2 separate regions of the Homo sapiens genome follow, and region 1 is linked to region 2. Evidence: chromatin loops called from intact Hi-C (ENCODE). Cell type or tissue: dorsolateral prefrontal cortex. All regions are shown on one strand. Links, peaks and the distances in the headings refer to the core of each region. The heading gives the core; the rest is flanking DNA. Region 1 overlaps JAZF1 (JAZF zinc finger 1). Region 2 overlaps JAZF1 (JAZF zinc finger 1).

What was found. A loop is a pair of places that touch in the nucleus more often than their neighbours do. Peaks named below come from ENCODE experiments on the same cell type or tissue, not always from the same donor. Only the 100,000 strongest peaks of a DNase experiment are listed, where the experiment ranks them.
Region 1: it touches region 2 in a loop (6-fold over the local background); 13 of 110 quality-filtered maps call a loop at or near these places.

What each region holds. Positions count from the first base shown.
Region 1 is chr7:27,944,032-27,952,621 of GRCh38, reverse strand. All of the region lies in intron 2 of JAZF1 (JAZF zinc finger 1), which reads left to right. Among named protein-coding and RNA genes, the nearest start is that of TAX1BP1-AS1, 210 kb to the right of the region's middle. In dorsolateral prefrontal cortex, for the core only: no CTCF peak of the experiment used is centred there; a DNase peak (open chromatin) is centred at 4,531; H3K4me3 peaks cover 720 bases; H3K27ac peaks cover 458 bases.
Region 2 is chr7:28,016,513-28,025,102 of GRCh38, reverse strand. All of the region lies in intron 1 of JAZF1 (JAZF zinc finger 1), which reads left to right. Among named protein-coding and RNA genes, the nearest start is that of JAZF1-AS1, 160 kb to the left of the region's middle. In dorsolateral prefrontal cortex, for the core only: CTCF peaks have their summits at 4,380 and 4,580 (motif pointing right); a DNase peak (open chromatin) is centred at 4,622; H3K4me3 peaks cover 578 bases; H3K27ac peaks cover 1,649 bases.

The DNA.
Region 1 (8,590 bases), core at 250-8,249, 72 kb after region 2:
ACTCCACTGCCAACTACAGCTCAGCCACTTTGGGAAGGCCTAAAGGGATTTAACTTCTTGTAGCCAGATCTGTATTTCAGCTGTTGGTTTACTTGTGAGACTTACGAAAGAATGTAAGAGAGAATTGGTGGATTACAATGTAATTTTGTACTCATAGGTTGTGTCTGCATGGGCAAAGCCCCTCGTGGAAAGTGGGGAAAGGTCCCCTATTGACATTGGTGACACAGATGAAGCATGGGAACCATTTCATTGGGTGCTGGGATCGGTCCCCTACTCCCCATTTAGGGCTGATAAACTTCAGATGTTTTCTCACAACGTACCTCCTCCGAAATGTCTTCTCTGACCCCTCCCCACCTCTTAGGGTTCATTACCCCTTCTGTGCTAGGTGCAGCCTCTACCTTGTGCAAAGTAGTTAAGTTTTTCCATTTGTGAACCTGCCTTCCCTACTAGACTATGGGCTCCTTGAAGGCAGGTGCTAATTCTTACTCATTATGTCCCTGGAAGTGAACACAAACTCATTATTATAGTGCCATGAACTGCTGATGACACAGCTGCTCTGAGTGCCCACCCCACCTGCCTAGTCATTAACCAGTTTCTCATCCTACAGGTATATGCAAGGAATATTCTGCGTTGGCTCAGTTCCTCAAAGAGTAGGCTTTTGTAGTTTCTCTATAGGAGGGAATGGAGTGAGCATGAAAGGAGACAGAACCTGTGGCTCAGCTCAGTAATTCAATCTGAGGAAGGACACAGAGGCAGCAAAGGAGAGAGGTTGTAGAATGTCAGCAGTGTGGCTTATGAACCCGCCGTCTTTCTCTTCTTACACCAGATACCTTTTCTGATGTGTTGATTCTAAAACTAGGAGATGGCTGAGCAGTGTTTTTGTCTTGTTCCAATAGTGTGGGACCAATGCTGTGTTCTCCTTCTTAATTGGTTCTCTGCCTTTGGAAGAATTGTTGAGTATAAGCACCAACATCAGGACCTAAATACTGTAATAATTAACTTGTAAAAGGATTCAGGATCCTGAATGTTTGCTGAATGAACTAATTCATTTTACAAAACTGGACACACCTGGATTCTTGAAGCTATAAAAACAAATCTGGTCGCCCAGGAAAGATGACCATTTCAGAAAAGTAACCATAAGGCTTATGCTTTGATGTCTAAAATGCATGCTTTTCCTTTTTATTCATGTACACTGTGGCAGCAAATGCCTTAGAACCTGGCAAAAAAATTGCATTATTAAATAGAGACCTATACAATTTCTTAAGGTAATAGTACTGTTCTTTTGGCTTAGCAGGGCTAATGCATCAAGCAATGCCAGGGTAAAGACCATTACACATCTAGAGGGGTTCTAGATGTATGTGAGCCAGAGTAGCATTCCTACAGGGAAGTTAGCACACCCAGATGAAAATTGAACAGCATATTTAAATAGGAGTGATAAGCTTAATTATAACAACCTTTTATTGAGTCCTTACTATGGGCCAGGCACTGAGCTAAGCCTCTTCAGTAAGATGGGGAATAGAAGTAATTAAAGCTGGGTTACGTGGGTTCACCATCCTAAAAGAATGGGCAAAATTCCATGGAACTCATACCAACATTTATTTAAATATCATTTAAAATGGAAAATGTAGTTGCTTCATTTTGTATTTGCAGAAAATTAGAAGAGAAAGACGAAATTATCTTGTATGCAGGAGTTGTGCCTTTTTTGTCATTGAAATTCAGGTTGTTCGAGCCATCTGTTCATTTCTAACAGAAGCCTATTGCACTGATTTGTAATTATTTTGTGTCCTATGTTTGGCCTTGAGGTAGCCATTAGCTTATGAATGCTGTGACCAACTACTCGATGTAGTCTTATGTAGTACAATGCAGGCAATGTACTTGGCTAAATATCAAGCTCATGGCACATAGTGGACACTCTGTAGGTCCCTTGGACAATACAGAATTGAAGTTTTGTTAACCAAGTTTGGTTCAAAGTTAGAATGGTTTCATAAGTACCAGACCTGTGTTTGACATTTGGTTCTTCAGTTATTATAGGTTGAAGATCATTAGGGTTAGTGTCATAAAAATCCTGGTTTTTGGTAAAGTGTACGCCTACCTAGACCTACTCAAAGGTCCCGTGGGTGTGGGTGTGATAGTGGCTTTTCATTGGTAGTCTTCTGTAGATCTTTTCAACTAGATAGGGCTACTGGATGATCCCAATCCCTCTTGGGAGGGATGGCATTCCAAGGCAATGGATCCAAACGTGCCTATGGGCACTGGGCCACCTGGAGCTTGAAGCAGCTTTGCATATTTAGTCCCTCAAGTGATTCGCTGTCAACTGCTCAGGGTGTCAGCTGAGACTCCTGCTCTGACATCAGACTGTATAGCCTCAACAACTCTGCAGAGAGTCTTAATGCTCTGGTATCTGGCTGATCTAACCACTTCTATATTACTTAACAGATTACAAAATATTTTGATATACATAGTCTCATTTGACATGCTCATGATGATACTACAAAGTCTTGAACCTTGAAAATGTTAACCGGTGCAAAGCTCAATGATGCCAATGTTTCACAAAGAGGAGTGGAAGGTGGAATGAGATTGTATCAAAAGTATCGTGAAAAGCAGGTAAGTTATCTCTCTAATTTAGGTCTGAAGCTGAGTGTCTAGTAAAAGTCAGGAATCCTGGGAAGTTCCTAAGTTGGGGATTGGGAGACAGTGGAGAGATAATTTTGACCTGTGTCTGAGGGGTAAACTTGAGACTCCTGACATACATTCATGAGGCTAGCAGAGCTGTGAGAGGCAGCTTTTTAACGATTGGCATTGTCTAGGAGGCAGACTGTTAATTTTATTTTATTTATATATTTAGTTTTTGAGACAGAGTCTTGCTAGTCTTGCTCCGTTGCCTGGGGTAGAGTGCAATGGCACAATTTCGGCTCATTGCAACCTCTCTGTCCTGGGTTCAAGCAATTCTTATGCCTCAGACTCCCGAGTAGCTGGGATTACAGGCATGTGCCACCACGCCTGGCTAATTTTTGTATTTTTAGTAGAGACAGGGTTTCACCATGTTGGCCAGGCTGGTCTCAAACTCCTGACCTCACATGATCCACCTGGCCGGAGGCAGACTTTTAAATAACCACAAGAGCACACTTTGTGGCTCAGACCCACAGGGAGAAGGTCAGCATCATGCATGAGCATGGCAACACTTCCCTGCTTGTAGTTTGGGTCCTGGAACTACACATGCACTCTAAAGGCTGACAGTGTGGGGACCTCCACTACCAAAAGGAAAAGAAAACACTGGGGAATGACAGGAGGGCACGACAATAGAAAGGCTGGTGGAGGTCAAACGGGGAGCCCAAGGAACAGCATGATCAGCCAGAATTGTTGTGTTGACAGTTGCCTTGCATCGCAAATCCTTCCCTTCTCAGCTCATCCCTTTCTCTCTCCTCAACTCTCCCTGGCCTCCCAAAATCCAGATGTCAGTATTATTGTTCTACAGAATTTATCTGAGTGACTATGGAATTGGAGGAGTCCAGAAAATAACATCTAGACAAGGATGCAAAGGGTGTAACTGATGAGAGCAGCTGTTGTGGGATGAGGGTGTGGCTGACAGCAGGGCCTGCTGAATTTGGCCTCTTATGCAGCCTTGTGAGTTTGTGGGTGCACATTTTAGCATATATCAGGACTTCCTGGGTGTTCAGAAAATGGATGTCTTCTAAGGGCAGGTAGAAATCCGTGAAGTTAATTGCCCAGTTTTCTAATCACTGACATAGGGTAGAACGCTGCACAAATGTAGAATGAAGCAAGTGAAAAAATTCCAAAACTTGACCACTACCTTCAAGTATGGTATTTTACATCCAGGAGCCCCCATTCTCTTTTTAATCACCAAAAACATGATCTAGCAATCTATCTGCAAACCCTTGTAGGTTATCAATACAGGTGGTCAATATACAGTCAATATAAAGATTGTATACAATCAATATTCAGATGGTTACTGTGTTTCTGTTCCTGACATCTTGGCTGTAAGTGCTCCCGCATGCCTGAAGTGAGTCTTCAGAAGAAGGGACAGAAAATACAGGGGTGTACAAATGATAAGTCATTGCTGTCAGGGTAATTACAGACTCTTACAAGGTTTTGATTTGGTCTCATTTTCCATAGGCATTGTGGCACAGTGGGAAAGGGGATGCAGAAAAAAAATAATGCTTCATTTGGACTTTACAGTCTCTCATCCTTATTGCCAGATTTGTTTGATTAGATGAGCCTCAGGTGAGGCAGGATACAACAGCTGCCCCTCTGTATAAATTTTACCAAATGCCACATGTAGTTTTTATTTGGCTGTGTTTGCAATGATAAGCTGGAGCACCGTGGCATGAAGCAGTCGGGAAAATGCTTGAAACTGAGCACAGATGTAAACACCCCTGGGTCTTGTAAATCTCCCACAGTAAAGCCCCTCAGAGTGTTTCTCTCTGCCCAGCCTGTGATTTTCAGGCTCCCCAGGACCTCTCAGTGGCTGGCTACCCCACATCAGTGACCCGAATATCACCAGCCCAGCAGCACCGTCCAGTGGCCTGGTATGGCACATAGACCATCTGCAGGCCACACCCACCCCTTTGCCCCCACGTCTTGTTTTTGACATCCTTGGCAGCCTCTGCCATGAATTGACCAAAAGACCTAAGTGTAAGATAAGAAAAGAGAAGTAGGAAAGCAAGCAGAGTTAGCCCGTGGATGCTGGAGGTAGAGACGGCTTGTCTGAGACACCCAGCTGTTAGTCATCAGAGTGTCCGTCTCCAGCCAGCTCAAGGCAATGCTGGCCAAGGGTGCTGTGAGCAGCCAGGTGGGAATCAGTGGGCAGAGGTCTAATAAATTTTCATCAAGCACTCCAAGGCTTTGATCCACAGTGAGGAAGGGGATGGTGATGGCAATTTATTATAGTATGTCACTAGTGATGTAAATAACCAACTAGAAGGAGAAGGGAGGAAAAACAGGAGAAATTCACTATGTTTAGAGTTTTATAGTTTTTTGTTTGGTTGGTTTACACATAGTCATGGATCAAAGGGGAAAAAATTAAGGAGTGTTGACTAAATTATGTGAACTGTCAAGAAGTAAATGCTGCATGAAAGCAGATTCACTTGAAAGGAATAGCAGAGGCTCTCATAAGCCACAAATGCCAAAAACAGAACAACTGTGAGTGCTAGATTCTTAGTACCTATTATATTGTTCTTTATGGATGGCTACTATTGTGTAGTAGTTATAAATCCATCAGAAAAAGAGTATATTCAGAGATGAAATTGAACTGTCCACAGAAAGCAAAATAACTCAGCAGTTATTTTAATCTTGGAAGTATTTGAAAGCATTTAAAGCTGTTTTGCAAACATGACATTATGAGCATCCTTTGGCAGAGTAATTAAATAATCTGCTAGAAAGGAACAAAAACGTAGACTCTTGACGACAATGAAAATGTATAATATCATCTGCTTTTTAGATGTCATGGCATAAGTAACAGGAGGCTTTATATTTTCACCTCAGAGAGGAAAAACAAATTGCTTTGTGAGAGGAAAAACAAATTGCTTTGTGATTCCACTATAAAATGATCTAGACTTCAGCCAAGTTTGCTTGAAAACAAAAACTTCAGGACCATTTCTGATTGAATGCAGTGGGCATAGCGTAGCTACTCAGAACATTTTGCATTCTTTTTTTTCTTTAGGGCAGTAGCATATATTTACATATTACAGTGATATTCTGTCCTCAGTGGAATAAAAGACCACCGTAGTTTACTAAACATGTAGACACAAGTTCAAGGACTGACACGTAGACAACAAAACCCTTCCTCACCTTTGGATTCAGAACTCTATGTCATCAAAATCTCTGTGTATAAATCTGTGTTTGTGATTGAGGTTACAGCTACAACATAAGACAGAAGCCACCTTTGGAGCCCCTCAGTGGCCTAGAATAATTGCTCCCACTTATGGTCCTTCTGCAGTCACTAGGGAGATTTAAAACCACAAATCCCTACCCCAACATCTGACAGTTCTGCTCTATTAGGGATGACATGCAGCCCAGAAATCTATTTTTGGAAGCCACTCACAACCCTGTGAATACTGAGTACTCCAAAACTTCAAGGAAAATCAGTTGGTCATTGGGGGAATCATGGAGACTCTCGGATGTTTTTTCCAGGAGAATTTCAGTTAAAACAAAGGCTGTTTTATCCCCAGCCTTTGTCAGCTGGTGCTAAATATGAGACACTACAAGATTTCAAAGTGCCTTCAGATTGCGTATTAGATAGATCTTCTTTAGGTTAATTCTTCAAAAATTACATATCTTTATTTGGTGTGTGTGGTAACCAGAACATTTAATTTCCCTTTTAAACTAAACAAATTTACTACAGATTTAAACATATCTCCTGGATATCCAAATACAGATGTTCCTGGATTTATAATGAAGTTATGTCCTGATAAACCCATCATAAGTTAAAAATACATTAAGTTAAAAAGGCTTTTAATACACCTAACCTACCAAACAAACATCATAGCTTAGCCTAGCTGGCCTTAAACATCCTCAAAACACTTATATTAGCCTTTATTCTAGTAAAATCAACTCACACAAACCCTATTTTATAGTAGAGGATTAAATAATTTATTGACTACTGTACTGAAAGTGAAAAACAAAATGGTTGTATGTACTCAAAGTACTGTTTCTATTGAATGTGTATTACTTTTGCGCCATCATAAAGTCAAAAAATTGTAAGTCAAATTATCATAAATCATTCTGTCTGCAGGATGAAGACTTCACCTGGGAGATTTTAGAAGGCAGCCATGGTTGTCAATATTCTGTGAATTGGCCCAGAATTCTAGATCACTCATGAACTCTCAGAAATAAGTTGCTTTCAAGAAAGACCTGTCATTTCCAGACCAGTGCTTCTTAAACTTAAAGTGCATACAAATCCCATAGGTCTGGGGTGGAGTCTAGGATTCTGCCTAACAAGTGCCCAGGCAATGCCGATGCAGCTGGTTCTGAGAACTCCCAGCAAGGGCATGGTGATGAACCACAACCCTTGATATGTGTTGCTTGCTGGTCTGGAGAAAATCAACCGTAAAAAACGGACAGGTGTAACTTGACCTGGGTGTGGGAAGTGATAGTAACTTTGAGAGAAGGGGAGGAGGAAGAACTGAAAAGATCTGATTTTAGGGACACACAAGGCCTGGGTTAAGAAGAGGTGCAGAGGACCCTGCTGGCCCACACCAAGGTCAGGAATCGGGAGGTGCTACACAGAAGCTCAGGGGGATGATCAGCAGAGCTTTTCCTAGTCCAGGGAATTGGTGCTGGGCATGGCTTGCCCCGCTGGGCTTCCCTGGACATCTTACAGGCTAGCTGTCATAATGCCGCATAAAGCCAACACCCACACTCAATTCTGCTTGAAATCACGGCTTCTGGATTTACTTTCTTTTCTAACAGTGTGTCCAACAGCGGTGTGCTTAAACCCCGGCCCTGAAACAAGATTTTTTTAAAAAAAAATTTTTTTACTTCAGTATCCCCAGAGGTACCAAAGTGAGTTCTCGATCACTTTTCCAAAGATCCTAGATAGAAGAACTGTTTTCCTGTGGGTCTTGTGATAGTTTTAAGATGATAATGCATAGTGGGGAGGTGTCAAGGATTATTTCTCGAACTCCGAAATGTATTACCAGTCACACCGTAGCAGATGACAGCGTTCCGGAAAGGGTGTGGCTTAGAGAAATAGAAATTAGGCAAGGGGTTTCCTGCAAAGCCAAATGATCCAATTTTTTTTTTCTGTCCCTTGGAAGGCCAGTGAGTCTCCAAAATAGAAATGAAGCTCCCTAGGGCTGGCTTCAGTCATACTCCTGGATTGCTAACTGCTGACATGTGTTTTTAGGAAGATCGTTGCTAGTGGAAACAGCTTCAGGCAAGTGGCAGCACCCAAGATTCTCATGTGACCCCTGCACAATTTCTGGAGGAACATGACTTTACCAAAAACAATAAATGAAATCTCACATCCATATGTTTCAGTCAAGTTCAAGGGACTATTTTGTTGGCCTGAGACCCAGACTGAAATAAAATTTTTTTTAAGATTTGGTCAACATTATAAAATGAAAAAAGTAGATAATAGCTGCTCAAATTGGGCACCCACCTACAAAACAAATAATCTACCACTAAAGTCACAGTTTGTATTTCAGGTTACTTGATTTTTCAGTAAAATGTGTCAACAAGCATATTCTTCAAAATAGGAAGCCAAATGGCAAATGGTTGGATAACCGGAAAATTAAGGGATTGGTCTGCAAGCAAGCGAAGGCCATTAAAACCTTATGCGCTGTAGACACAGCCTTTGAGCCACACTTTTTCTTGCACTGGACTCATGCATAGAACAATTTGAAATACAGAGACTACAGATATGCATCTAACAGCACACTGGGCACATGTATTATGTTCCTTGTTGCTAAAGGGTTCGGCAAGATGTAGTTCCTTTTGTAGTAGTGTTCAGAGGGAGGTAAATAATGTCAGACCACTGGGCTCTGCACAGTGGGGCAATAACTTTCATGCTAAGCCCATCTGTAGAGGATATGTTTCCATAGTTCCTGTGAAACTTAGGTGGAATTTGAAT
Region 2 (8,590 bases), core at 250-8,249:
AGGATTGGGGATTATAGAAAGGTGTTAGGGAACAGAACCATTGTCCTGAGTTTGTCAGACCCAGAGAAGAGCTTGGGCTGTAGCTGTGGTCACTGTTTCCCTGTGGTCAGGGCTTTCTCTTCCTGCAAGAAGCTTGGCTGTCTTTCAAAGAAGGAACCTCAGTCTATGATTCTGCTGGTCATGGTGCTTTAGAAAGTAGTTGGTCTATGGAATCCTTGTCAAGCAATACAGAGAGCACCCAGTGTCCCAATATGCTTGTTGCCCCTGGTAGATTATAAACTCCTTGAAGGAAAAGGTTCTGTCTGCGTTTCATGATCTCTCAAGTTGCAGGCTCAGGGCATGGCATGTCAGATGACAGAAAGTGAGCCCTTTAATCTCTCTGGGAAGCTTAATAAAGATTTTATCATCACTTCCTATCTTCCAAAGCATTCTCTACACTGCATCATTGGTATTTTGCCAGAGATGCAAAATTCATCATGTCCCTCTTCCATTCAGGGTCCTTTGGCTACTTATTGTTTATCACCAACTAGTGTTCTCATACCTGTTTCCTCATCTTCAAAATGATGATAATTATGGGAGGATTGTTTTGAGGTCTAAATGAGTATGTGTGTATACACACATGCCCACACCTGGTTATGTATGTGCATACCTCTAGCTCACCAAAATCCTCCTTTCTCCACCCTTGGACCCAGCCATTCTGAATATCTTTTTTCCACTCTTTCACCATGTTTTTTTCTCTCCCTTAGAACTTTTAATATGCTGTTCTCTCTTCTTAAACATCTCTCTCTCTCTCTTTGTTTTTCTTTTTGTGACAGAGTCTTGTTCTATCACCCAAACTGGAATGTGGTGGCGTGATTACATCTCACTGCAGCCTCAACCTCGTGGGCTTAAGCAGTCCTTCCGCCGCAACCTCCTGAGTAGCTGGGACTACAGGTGGTGCCACCATATTCATTTTTAAATTTTTTATTTTATTTTTTTTTTTTAGAGATGGGTCTTGCTATGCTGCCCAGGTTGGTCTTGAAGTCCTGACCTCAAGCAATCCTCCCACCTTGGCCTCCCAAAGTGCTAGCATGTCAGGCATGAGCCACTGTGCCTAGCCCTAGATATTTCTTTTACTGCCGCTCCTGACTTTCTGCTCTTCTTCCTTAAACTTAAATGTTATCTATTCTAAGAAGCTTTCCTAATTTTCCAAGTGTAGGTTAATATAGTGTTTTTTCTAGGTGCTCATTTCTTAATGAAGCATTTATATCTATAGCATCTATAAGTCCTTAAGGTAGCTTAATTTACCAAGCATTTATTACATTGGGCTGTCATTGTCTGTCTACCTGTCAGCCTCTCTCTTACTAAAACTGTCCACTCCATGAGGGCAGGAACCTGTCCGTATGGTTCACTTTGCCTTAGCGCCTAGCCCAGTGCTGGACTCATTAACACGCATTCTAAAATACTTAACAGTATTTCCTGAATGGATGAGTGGATGAATACAGGTTAAGCAGGAAGGTCTGTCCTAGGAATTAAGCTTGGTTGTTAAGTGGTTCCAAGTTTCAATATCATGTGTGGAGTAGATTCTTGCTAATTCTTGTATTATGTGTTATTTAGACACCAGGAATCTGGAATTTCAGAATTCACTTCTAATTCTTCAGATAACCTTTTTTATTTTCTCTTAAAACCTTAGTTTTCCTCATGAATGCAAACATAATTGGAAAATCGTTTCGAATTACTTACATCCTCATTTATGATATTTGAAAAACAGCTTTTGTGGGAGCTCAGCTTTGTCCATAAGAGCAAAGGCTTAGCAAGGGAAATTACTTCAGTGAATCTGTCCTTCGGTATATTGGAGAAAGGGAGGTAAATTAGTCATTATCACTTCAAAATTTTCTATAGAACTACAATGCTTCACGGCTGGACTCGTTTCTGTCTTCCTTCATGGAGTCCTTGCAAGGCCATTCTAGGCCATGGTAATCTCATCTAGGTGTGAACCTCACAGACGTTGTTTGTACTACCCCTGTCTTAAGTCATTCTTGTATACCATCATTATTGTATACCATTATTTGTTTTTCCTGTGTGTTTGTCTTGTATCCTCACGAAGCACCGACCTCTAGAGAATAAAGACTTCACCTCACATCTCTTTCAATACTGCCTGACATCCAGCACAGCTTTATGTAATTTGGTAATTTTTTACAAAGTGAAATATGGTGGCACGTGCCTGTAATCCCAGCTACTCGGGAGGCTGAGACACGAGAATCACTTGAACCTGGGCAGCGGAGGTTGCAGTGAGCCAAGATCATGCCGTTGCACTCCAGCCTGGACAACAGAGACTCCATCTCAAAACAAACAAACAACAACAAAAACAACAACAACAGTGAAATATTAAAGAAAATCTTCAGGTATAATAAGTGAAAAGATAAGACTGACTCCATTTTAAAAATATATATGCAAAGAAGACTAAGAGAATAGTAAAGGATATAGTAAAATGCACAGCCTGAACTATGTTTGGATAGTTGATTATGGGTAACTTGTTTTTTATAATTTTCTAGATTTTCCACTTTTTCTGTAGTCATCTGTTATTTTTGATCAACAAAAAAGTATAAATGTTATTATTTTTTAAAGGAAGAGATTTTCTTCCCCTAGTGTCAGAAGCCACAGCTGAACTTTGTTGGCAGATAGGAGCAGATGTTGTCCTAAACTGTCTCATTGCAGCAAAGTTTATCCATTTGTTAGAACGGTCAGGAAAAGGTGGTGCCAACTGCATTCTTTTGGTGGAAATTTGAAAAGATTTTTTCTGGAAAAGCAGTTAAGGGCAGTGCTGCCATGGTGTGTTTTTGAAAGCTATGCTTAAGAAGTGGGAAAGTTACATAATATGGAGAAATTCAGATGAAAACCCAATTTTCTTAACAAATCTCTTAGAAAATATTGTTGTGACGATATTGTTCAATGCTGTCTGATTTATCTGAGCATATCCTTAGGTCTTTGAGACTGGGTTTCATAGAAAACAGTCTTCAGTGCTTTCTGTGAAGTTGGCAGCTAGGACTCTAGCAGGTGCGGCTCTCATAGCAGTTATCTTTTATTGAGCCTTTTCCCAGTCATTTGTCCATTCACTTGCATTTTCTCATTTAATCTTCACAGCAACCAAAAGAGGCAAGTATTGTTTCTTTGTTTGAATTTTACTGAAGAGAAACCTGCCTTCTAACAGAGGTTAGTTAATTTGCTGAAAGTGACCCAGCACAGGCAGGGGCCAGGCCAAATGTTCAGTGAATGTCTGCTCTGCACCTGGGCCTTCTGCTGGACCCATGGTGACGAACTGTGGGCCCTTGTCTCCAGAAAGCCAAAATAACATCCCTGGGGAGAGAGGATATAAACAGGCAAAAAGAAACCAAGTGAAGAGTCAGGTGACACATTGGGAGAGCAGAGAGGAGCAAGAGCTGGTCAGGAGGCCCTGCCTGGTGTCTAGTGCCTCTGTCCTCCGACCCTGCCCCACCACCATGTCTTTGTTTGTCCTACGTCCACACTGTCTTCACCTGCCCCTGACTTCCACAGGCGGTGGCGGCCTTTCCTGCCCGTCACTGCACTCCTGCTGCTCCTCCAGCTGTTAGCAACTGGTGTGTGTCCTTAGTGTGTGCCGAGTTATCAGTTCTACACGTTATTTTACTCATTCCTCACAACTCCATCATTAAGTCAGAATTTTCATCCCTGCTTTTCAGAGGAAGAAAACAAGGTTTTGAGAGCTCACAGATCATGTTCAGATGGACAGTTAGGAAGTGATGGGCCTGGGCGTAAATCCTGTTTTGTCTGATTCCTAAGGCCTGTGACTCTAACCACCTGCTATAAATGCCTTCATGCACAACTTTATTTGCCCCACACTGCTCATCCTAAAAGAAAAAATGCTGCTCTCCCATGGGAGTCTTTCCTGATGTCTCCTGCAAGAACTCTCTCGGCCCGTGTCCGCCGCTTGCCAATCTTCCTTTACTTCACCGTGATGGGGTCCTGCCCATCCCTTGTTGGACCGTGGGCCCTCTGAGGTGCACTAGTATCCCCCAGGTGCTTTGAATGCAGCAGGCACTCAGGACCATCTGGGATTCTGCAAGATGGAGGGTTTCTGGAGCACCTCCATTACTGAGTAGCTCCGGGGTATGGTTGTGAAAAGAAATTTAATTTTGAAATTCCAAAGAACCAGGTTACTTTTCTATTTCCTGACTTCCTCCCTTAGACTTCATGAGGGAGTGGTTCGGTTGGTATTTGAAAGCTCTGAGCAGCTGCAGTTTTCATTTCACTTTTAAAACAACCAGTGAGTTTTGGTAATTCTCCTAAAGAAGCCTTGGGTGCTGGAGAAGAGATGCTCAGCCAAGGCTGCAGAGGCTTCAGCCACTAGCATGGATGCAGTTGGGAGGGACAAATGCCAGTGTCACATTCATCAGCAGTTCCTTCGCTCACTTCTACCTCTACTGAGAACAGGGAGCTTGGGGTTGAGAAAACGTTTGATGCTTTTGAAATGCTGAGAAATGAAGACATGGTTGTTGTACGAATATGCATGTCCATGCCTGCCGTAGGACAACGTAAGTGTCATGACACTTGTAACCACAAGATGTCAGTATGGGATCAGTCCTAGGGGTCATAGGCTTCAACTCCTGCTTCCAGGAGGAGAAGGCACCGTGGAGGCGCTGGCTCTCCTCGTTTGTTTCCTTCTGCAGCAGTGTTACCCCACAGGCTGCATTTCCGATTCATTTTCCCTGTGCCGTTTTCCATGGGCTCACACCTCATCAGAAGGCTTCTCTTCGCTTTTCTCTCTAAGCTTAAATACTTTCCTCACTCCTACTTATGTCCCAAGTCACCTTAGGAATTCCCCCATTTTGGTGTTATCGCAGCACTCTACTTTAAAAATTTGCAAAAGGATATAAGTTACAGCATAGTTTTATCTCTTATCTAAGGAGGGTTTCAGCATGAGGAAAAAATGGTATCTCTGGTAAGAACAGCACTATTAGGATGTTTTTTCTTTTTTGGTAAAAGCTTAACCTATAGGGAAAATAGCTGAGCAGAGCAAGCAAAAGAGGGAGAAGTGGTGTTCAGGGCAGAACATGTGTCTGTTGAGGCATTTCTGTGCAACATAGGTAGGCTTTTGTAGCCCTCAGAAAGAGGTAGGTATATTGCACCCATTATTCTGATGAAGAAAGATGAATTATAATACCTTTCCTACAACTAGTTAACTACTAGCTGGTAAACTAGTGGCATAGCCTGGAAACTAGTGGCATAGCCTGGATTTGGAGTCCGGTCTGTTTGTCGCAGAGCCTGTGACCCCCAAAAGCCTGGGAGTGTTACTCTTGTCTCTATCATAAAGCAAGGAGGAGTCTTAAGAATCCATTCAGGAGTTTCAGCAAATATCTCCCCAGAGACCTGGCTACATGGAAGATGCCATGTTGTGAATAATACAGAGACCTATTAAATATATTATTTGCCCTCAAGAAGCTAAATAAAGTCAAGGAGGGGGGTAGGAAAAGACATGTAAATTCAGCTCAGTATAAATCAATCAGAGGATGGTAACATTTCCATGAAGTGGTTGGAGGGGCAGCAAAGCAGAGGGGAAGGGCCACGGTCCAGGGTGAGTTCTGTCCCATCTATGAGCAATTTGTAGGATCTGCCTTCAATAAATCTACCAAATGAAAAGAGTGTTGCTAAGGTCGCGTTTACCCCAACATTCTGAGATTCTAAGGTGGAATATGAGAAGGGGCATAATCCAAGCCGGCAGAGGTTGCCACCCTACGTGCCTTTGTCCCCCAGACACGGTAAGATTATGCTTAATCCTCTCTTTAGGTGGTCTGGTCCAAGGAGGACAGGTGGAAGCAAGGCAGGAGGTACAGTGTGGCTTGTCAGCGCCGGTTCCAGTGTCCTGGCCCATGGCTTAGATGCAGAGGAGAATGGCTTTGCTTCTGGAAAGATTTGGTAGGGAAAATAGCAGAGGGCTTCTGGAGTATAACTTTAGAAGTACTGTGTCAGTGTGAAGAACTTGGCAAGGATAAACAGAGGAGCCACAAGGATGACTGAACATTTGAAAAATAAGACCTGAGAGGAGAGGTTAGAGAAACAGGGCTTATGTAACCTGGAGCTGCTCAGAGGTGACTTTGGCAGGCTTCTTCAAGAACAGGACTCTCAGGATCTCTGCACAGACAGCAATGACTGGCCCTTTTTGTCCATATCAAGTGAGGACAGACTCCAACTGAACCACGAAAATTTTAGATTTCATCTGTGGAAAAGTTTTCCCCTCGCAGCAGCTGTAAAATGTGGAATACATCATGGAGCGAAGTTTATAGAATTTTCTCTTCTTCCTGTCTTTCAAAAAAACCACCAGAACACAGTAGAACCTTTTTATAATTGCGATGCTGGAGGACAGGCTTAATTTCCCACCATAGAATATGTTGTATTCAGCCTCTGCTGTATTTGGGGGGATGTGACTGGTACAGAGCATATCAGGTTTCTCAGAACAGTGAATCATGTTAGTTGTAATAATGGGTTCTGGATAGGATGACTGTATAATTTTTCCCTTAATCTGCAACACTTTGGAGAGTGAAATGGGGTGCTGTTAATAATGATGCTAGGACAACGGGTATAAAGTGGCACTGTCCCTGGCAAAGTGTGACATGTAGTCACCGTGATTCTGGGGCCGTCTTTTCAGAGGGATCCTCTTAAAATAGAAATCTTGTGTTCTCTCCTGCTAAGACTGTCCTGTGTCTTTCCATTGCACTAGAATGAAACCCACACTCCCAACGGTGGCCCACAAGGGCCTGTGAAAGCTGGCTCCTGCCTTCCCCAGCCTCATCCCCACACTAACTGGATTCTGTGACCATGCACCCAGCACATTTCCGCCTCCAGGCCTGTGCCCTGGCCGACTCCTCCTCCAGGAGCTGTTTCTCAGTATCCTTGCCCACCCCCATCCTGCCCTTGGCCTCGCTGGCTCGTTCTACCCCTTCCTGTCTTGGCTGGAACATCATCTCCATGGAAAGGCTTTTCCTATCCTCCGTGTTGCTTTTCTCCTTTTCATCTCCCTGCCCGTTTCCTTCATAGAGGTAATTGCTTATCCACTTTGGGAGGCTGAGGTGGGCGGATCACCCGAGATCAGTTCGAGACCAGACTGACCAACATGGTGAAACCCTGTCTCTACTAAAATTACAAAAAATTAGCCAGACGTGGTGGCAGGCACCTGTAATCCCAGCTACCTGGAAGGCTGAGACACAAGAATCGCTTGAACCCCGGAGGTGGAGGTTGCAGTGAACCGAGATCGTGCCACTGCACTCCAGCCTGGGCAACAGAACGAGACTCTGTCTCAAACAAACAAACAAACAACAACAACAAAAACAAAGAAGTAATCACTTATCATTTGCTGGTCTTTTTCACCAAAATGTACACATCACGAGGGCAGGATTTCACTGGTGAGCCCACAAGTATCTGGCCAGTGCTGCACTCATGTGCCTAGGACATGGCTGCTGGAAAATAGATGTGGAATGGATGACTCACTGCCTGCAGTTCCACATGGATTAATTCATCTCCTGACTTCCCTTTGCACCCAGAAGGTCTGTGTTTCTAAAATATGAATCAGCTGTATAAGTTTTTTTGTTCAACAGAATTGGTTGAACGGCGACAGTATGTACAATCCTATGCTGGAAGAAGCCGAAAACAGCCCTTATTGTTTGAGAACATAGAGGATCTAGCTGAAGAGGAAACAAAACATTAACTAAGTTAAATAATGGCTTTTTTTTTTTTTTTTTTCTGAAACAGAGTCTCACTGTCGCCTAGGCTGGAGTACAGTGGTGTGATCTCAGCTCACTGTAACCTCTGCCTCCCAGGTTCAAGCAATTCTCCTGCCTTAGCCTCCTGAGTAGTTGGGATTACAGGCACCCACCACCATGCCTGGCTAATTTTTGTATGTTTAGTAGAGATGGGGTTTCACCGTATTGGTCAGGCTGGTCTCGAACTCCTGACCTTGGGTGATCCACCTGCCTCAGCCTCCCAAAGTGCTGGAATTATAGGTGTGAGCCATTGGGCCCGGCCAGATAATGGCATATTTAACCTAAGTGCCAGTGAAGAGAGTAGGATGGCTGTCACTTTCATCCCTTCCCCTGTTCTGTTTCTCTTCCTGGAAGTTACCATCTGACATAGTACACATAACAATGTATACTTAGTGATGTCCTTATTGACCCTTGTCCTTCCCAGAATGTAAATCCTCTTTTTTTGTCATTCACTGCCATATTTCTAGTGCCTAGAACAGTACCTGGCACATAGTAGGTCTTCGATAAATATTGGTTGAATGAAAGAATGAATGATACAAAAGAAAGCAGAGAACGATCCCCTGGGCTGCCTTTTGGACTTCAACAGGCTCTTTAGGGAGGGATTGTGTTTGACTCCACTGAGGAGTGGAGGGAGAGCAGTCAAAAATGACATAATGGCATGAGTAAGGGCAGGGGGAGCCAGCAGGTACATGAGGGTGATGTATTTGGTCTAGAAAACAAACCAGTAAGCTTTCAGTGTTGTTTCTTGAACTCACAAACAATGCCCCCTTGGCCCCTGTCCCTTCATCCTCACTCATTTGGTCTGGGTGAGACCCAAG